Linked DNA regions of Homo sapiens: region 2 is linked to region 1. Evidence: chromatin loops called from intact Hi-C (ENCODE). Cell type or tissue: heart left ventricle. All regions are shown on one strand. Each heading gives the region's core, and the rest is flanking DNA. Links, peaks and the distances in the headings are about the cores only. Region 1 has its middle 270 kb from the start of NXPE2. Region 2 overlaps LOC105369506 (a long non-coding RNA gene).

Region 1 (2,919 bases), core at 126-2,625:
GGATTATTGAAAACCATCTTAGAGGCTCCTATTGTACCTATTTTTTCTTCAACAATAATTTCCAGAGAATAGGACACAGTAAATCCCCCAAGGGCAGGGACTGGGTTTTCATCACCACTGAACCCCCGGCACTTAGCATGGAGCACAGAGAAGGGACCTCAGGCCCTGTCCAGCATGCCTTCTCCCAGAGACTCCCTTCTTTCCTAAAGAGAAACAATTTTCTGGATAAGACACAGCCTTATAGAGCCTGATGGTGGGAAGGGTATTTTCACCTCAATGGGATTTGTGGTCTGAGGTCCATGTCATTCCTAAGCTGGGTGTGGAGCCATGCCTGACTCTACTTATTCATTCCCTTTCATTACTTGCACTCTTCCTCCACCACCTCCCAATAGCTTCTAGGTGAAAGAGAAAGAATGTGATATGCCGGGAGATATCACAAGGCATGGCAATGAATATCAAGGAAGGTTGGAAGGCCAGGATAGAAAGAGACAAACTTCTCCCACCTCTGGCTGCTACCACACTTAAAATAATATAAAACATTCATTAAACATCTACCCTGCACCAGATACTTTCTCACATTAGTTCACTTAATCCTCACCACAAGTTTTGAAGGTAAACATTTAATCCACTTTCTATAGTTTTGAAAACTGAAATTCAGAGGTGAAGTGACGTGCTCAAGTTCGCACAGCTGGTAAGTAACGGAACTGGAATAACGGAACTGGAATTCAAGCCCATGCCTTCTAATAACCCTTGGTGCTCTTTCCATGTTAACAGATTGAAGATAATGGGGAGGAGGGAGTGACAGTCTACTCTACCCAAGAGTTAGCATTGCAAGGGTTATATTACTGTGTTGTTGTTGTTGTTGTTGTTGTTGTTGTTTAAACAATGGTTGTAAATTGTACAGCTGGGGAAGGTATAGTTAAACATTTCCATCACCGATGACAAAGACAAGTTGGTAAAGGTTAGAAGAGTGCCATTCTCATTACCATAGAGCCACATTGGCTGATCTCCCTCCTTGAACAAAGACTTGGTTGTGCACAACCTTTTGACTGAGTCCCAAAGCCACAAGAAAGATTTACACACAGTGAAGAGTTCCAAGGATGACATGAGCAAAGGCAGCCCTCTTTACTGCATGGAGGGTAGACAGAGTTTCTCAAGATAACTATGGGAAGCAGGGATACATCCTTTTGTATGTAAAAGTTCTGGCGAATTTGTGTTTAAAAATTGAATGTCATTACCATAGAGCCTACTTCTAAGCTCAGGAGGCAGAACTCAGCTGAAAGAGGTCCCTGAATTCCTTCTAGAAAGGATTGAAATTGGAAGGAGGTTGGTGGGGATGGGAAGGAGACAGTAAGGAGGAAAGGCCACCTTCTTTACCACCCTGCCACTGTTATATAGCCTCTTTTATGTGTGTGAGCATGCACATACACACACATACACACGCACACCCTTACCCAAATCTGACAACATTCACTCTTTCGTCCATTCATTGTAGGGTGTTTCTACTCAAATATCAAGGGCTTTCTTAATACTTCTGCTTTTCCCCAAGACCTATCAATTCTGGTAGCCTACTGCTTTTAAACTTCTCCACCTAAACAAACTCTGGGTGGGTGTCTGCAGATGCTTGAAATGATCTCATCCTAGGACTTAAAGAGACCTCTAGTGGCTGTCACCTTATTCCTCTCCTTGCTTCCAGACTGGTTGCACCAAACTCAGCCCCAGCCAGTGTCAATCCATCCTTTGCTACTATTGATATGGAGTCCCAGCATCCAGATGTGATTTTCTTGAATCTCACTGGCTGCAATAGAAATTCATATATGCTAAGGCAAGGAAGAAAAATACATTTTACTACAAGTAAATTGTAGTGATAAATACAATAAACAACTAGGAATCCTCTTTTAAAAAACTTGGCAAAATCAGAAGGCATACCAATTTAGAAAAAAATTTATTAAATGACTGCTAGATATTAGATGCACTGTGATTCTGTTACTCTTTTGTTTGTCTGTTCCAATTAATTTATCTCATTACCCACCCTCTCCTCCCCCACCAACATGGGAAAATATTGGGAGAGAACAGAGTTAAGGCTAGGAAATCCGGGTTCAGGTCCTAACTTGGCCGTTTTGTAACTTTCATCAACTCAGCAATATCTGCATGCATAGAATGAAGAGGCTGAACTGCATGATGTCTAAGTCTTCACCCAGCTCTACGTTTCTATGAATCAGGTATATGCAATGCCATGCAAGCAGCTGAGATGCATTGCAATCATTGTGTTATGCCATTCCTTTCAGAAAGAAAGGGCTTGGCCTCCCCATCCAGGCTGCTGCCGCCACCGTGCATTGTTCAGGGAATGCAGTAATGTTACAGTTGGCAGGTGCCTCTGCTTAACTCATAGCTCCCAGGAGCTGGCTGTCAGGGGAAAATTCAAAGTTACTGCCAGTCCCTTCTGAATTGCTAATATAGGATAGCTGTGGAGTCTCTACTGGAGGCCCCTATACTACTGACCCCCTCAGCCATGGACAGGGCCTGCTGCCATTTCACTGGTGCACCAGCCTCCCAAACCATGTGCTCCTTCATGGCTGCTAATGACATTCAACACACACAAAGAAATGGTGCCCTGACAAATGGAGTTCAGCCTCTCCAGTCTCCCAGGCTCAGAGCACTAGTCAAATCCATTTCAAAAACATCCTGCTTGCAAAGCAGCCTCAGACTACTTGGGCTAAAAGGCTTAGTGCTCTTGGCTTCTGGAGAGAGGTGCTCAGCCCCTGGCCCCTAAAGCAGTTTATGTGTTGACCCATCCATAGGTGCTACCATATCAGAGAGCATGAGGTGAATGGGCTGGGAAAGAGTGTTGGAGGCAAGAAAGGTGTGGAGGTTGGAGCAGTGTTCTTCTCACCATGTTTCTTGAACTGGTGAGGAAAG
Region 2 (2,919 bases), core at 240-2,739, 150 kb before region 1:
TAACAGTTACCTGAATTGCAGCTACTGTCCCCAGGAAAATTGGACAAACTTTTAATGACCTGCCCTGTAATCTTCATCTCTTTCTCTCTTTGGGCTCCTCCTTCCCTCTGTTTCTTTCTTTTCTCCCTTCCCTTCCCTTTTCTTCTTTCCAGAGTCTTGCTCTGACACCCAGGCTGGAGTGCAGCAATCTTAGCTCACTGCAATCTCTGCCTCTAGGGTTCAAGTGATTCTTCTGCCTCAGCCTCCTCAGTAGCTGGGATTACAGGCACATGCCACCATGCCTGGCTAATTTTTGTATTTTTAGTACAGACGGGGTTTCACCCTGTTGGTCAGGCTGGTCTTGAACTCCTGACCTCGTGATCCTCCCGCCTTGGCCTCCCAAAGTGCTGGGATTACAGGCGTGAGCCACTGCACCCGGCCGGGACTCTTTCTTTTTCTGCCTTTTGCTACTTTTCATAGTTAATAAACCATATCTCTTTCATGGCTCTCCAGTTTGCCCCTGTCTCTAAGTTTCTTTGTGTTGCTCTAGTCTTTGTTAACATTTCATCTAGTCCCTTGATCTTCCTGTCTTGACTGTGTCCATCTCTTTCAATCTGTACCTTCCCAGGCCCGGGTTCTGTCTGCACCTCCTGGCTGCCCCTCCCTCAAAGGTGGAGAGCCGTGAAAGCTGCCTCACGCGCTTTCTCCACACTGTCGTATAGCAGGCGTGGACTCCTTGCCGCTCTCACTAGAAGTAGCTTTTGCCTTTTGTTGCCAAATCAGAATGTTCTCAGCAGTGAAAATGTGGCTTATGAAAGCAAGTGCCTTGCAATTAAATAAATGGGTAATTTCAGTGTTTTTATTTTTATTTTTCTACCTAAGGATTTCCTTAGTAACAGGAGGGAACAGATAATAGTTCTTTAATTCCTATTGATAGAGAAGAGAAAATAAGTTAGTCTATCTTTAGGTTTTATTTGGGTATTTGTGATAATTAATAAGAAGAAAAGGAAACATCTGTCCTACAAATGGAGAAGATGAGAGGCAATGAAGCAAAAAAAAAAAAAAAAAAAAAAAATTGGTGGCATCAGTTAAGACTGCTGGGAAAAGATAAGGTTGGCAAAAATGCTGGCTGAGTTATCGTTTGGAGAAGAGTTAAGGAAAATAAGAGTTTCATCAAATATATCAGAGAATGGAGTGGTCCTGAGGAGGCAGGCCCACAGATAAATGAGATGGTGATGAAGTGTGACCATTATAAGCCAGTGGGCACTTTGAGGGGAGAAGGAGCCAAGGAGGAAACAGAGAGATTCCAAATCAAGACAAAGCAGCAGTCAGCCCGACAAGGAGACCCCCTGGGTGGGAAGGAGACTTGCCGATGTGTTCTGTGCACTGCTTACAATCATTCTTCCAGGCCTGTGAGGCAGAAGGGGGAGAGCAGAGGCTGCACCCGTTTAAACAGCAACAAGGAAGTGTGAGGCAAGCCTCAGTGCCAGAGCTTCAACAGAGGAATCTGCAGCCAGAGGGAGCATCTATACACATTGAGAGGACAAAGGGCTCCGGAATGACAAGCCTAGAGAGTTCATCTCATGACCGGCGGTGTTAACAGTTCCCCTCCCTCCCTTCATCTCACCCTCCCTCCCTTTCTTCCTTTTCTCTTTCTCTTTATCCTTCCTTCTCTCTGCACTCCCTCCCTCCCGTCTTCATCCGTTTTCTCTCCTTCTTCCTCTGTCTCCCTCCTCCCTCTCCCTCTTTCTTTCTAGGTAGTGTTTCTAAGGAAATATAACACAAGCTTCTTGGTCTGTGACTTCCGGCTATTTGGATCCAATGCAATTGTGCCTAGATCCTTCTATTTCTTTCCAACATTCTTCCAAATGTTCGTAGGTTTAAAATTATTTTCATTGGTCCTACTTATGGGAACAATTCTTATTAGTTCACAGCAGTACAGAACAAACAGCATCTTTACCCCCAAAATTGCAAGCTTCTTGGATGAGCTGACATTTGTCTCTGGGAATAAGGGGTTAACCAATCTAAAAATAATTAAACCTCACATGCACATGATATAATTTTTCTTACTCAAAATGCCTTTATAATGTCTCAACATCACTGTGAGATGCTTGAGCAGATATTTTTGTTTCTTCTAAAGCTACGCTACAATAAAATGTAAGGTAGTAGCGAAGGTTAGACTCTTGACATTCTTTGATTATTCAAACTGTTTGTTAAACTGATTTTTTTTGCTTTTCCTGTAAAGTGCCTTTTGAGTCGTATTTTATGCTGTTGTTGTTAGCAGTGAAGTTTCTATCTAGCAAGATATCTGCAAACCTCGTACCTAGTAAGAAGTAGAGTGTTGAATTTGTTAAATATTTATCTTTCATATTCTAGCATTATATTTACTTTCCAGAGATAGTGTGATGTCATGAATAAATACTGACATTGGAATCAGAACTCCCAAGTTCAAGTTCAAAGCCCACCAATTTTACTTACTGTGTAATCTTGGACAAATTGTGTAATCTCTCTTGGTCTGTTTATAACACTGTTTAAAAGAAGATAAAGATACCCACCTCACAGGATTTCTGTGGGGATTAAATCTGACTAATGCAAAAATCTTGTGTCTAGAATGTAGTAAATGCTCAATAAACAAGTATCATTGTTGCTGCTGTTGTTGCTACTGTTACAGCATTCAACACAACTTTATAATCTATTAAGTTCTAAACTATGACAATTACTGATTAGTATGTGAAATTATAAGAAACTATTTTGTAGCTCTTGCGATCTCCTTTATTTGCAAATGAGAGAAACCCAGCTATATGACTTTTATTCATTCAACAAACACTGAGCACTTCTCTTTGCCAGAAGCTATTCTAGATGCTGAGGTTAACAGTAGTGAAAACACAAAGTCCCTTGTTTTATGGTGCTTACATTCTAGTAGAAAGAGAGAAAATATAA

What was found. Hi-C counts contacts between places; a loop is a spot of excess contacts. Peaks named below come from ENCODE experiments on the same cell type or tissue, not always from the same donor. Only the 100,000 strongest peaks of a DNase experiment are listed, where the experiment ranks them.
Region 2: a loop joins it to region 1, with 5 times the contacts of the local background. A loop is called at or near these places in 4 of 110 quality-filtered maps.

Annotation. Positions count from the first base shown.
Region 1 is chr11:114,951,580-114,954,498 of GRCh38, forward strand. No RefSeq gene overlaps it. Among named protein-coding and RNA genes, the nearest start is that of NXPE2, 270 kb to the left of the region's middle. In heart left ventricle, for the core only: a CTCF peak has its summit at 1,662 (motif pointing left); no DNase peak of the experiment used is centred there.
Region 2 is chr11:114,798,262-114,801,180 of GRCh38, forward strand. The region is part of intron 1 of LOC105369506 (a long non-coding RNA gene); the gene reads right to left. It also overlaps a transcript of NXPE2 not described here. Among named protein-coding and RNA genes, the nearest start is that of NXPE2, 120 kb to the left of the region's middle. In heart left ventricle, for the core only: a CTCF peak has its summit at 1,484; no DNase peak of the experiment used is centred there; H3K27ac peaks cover 946 bases.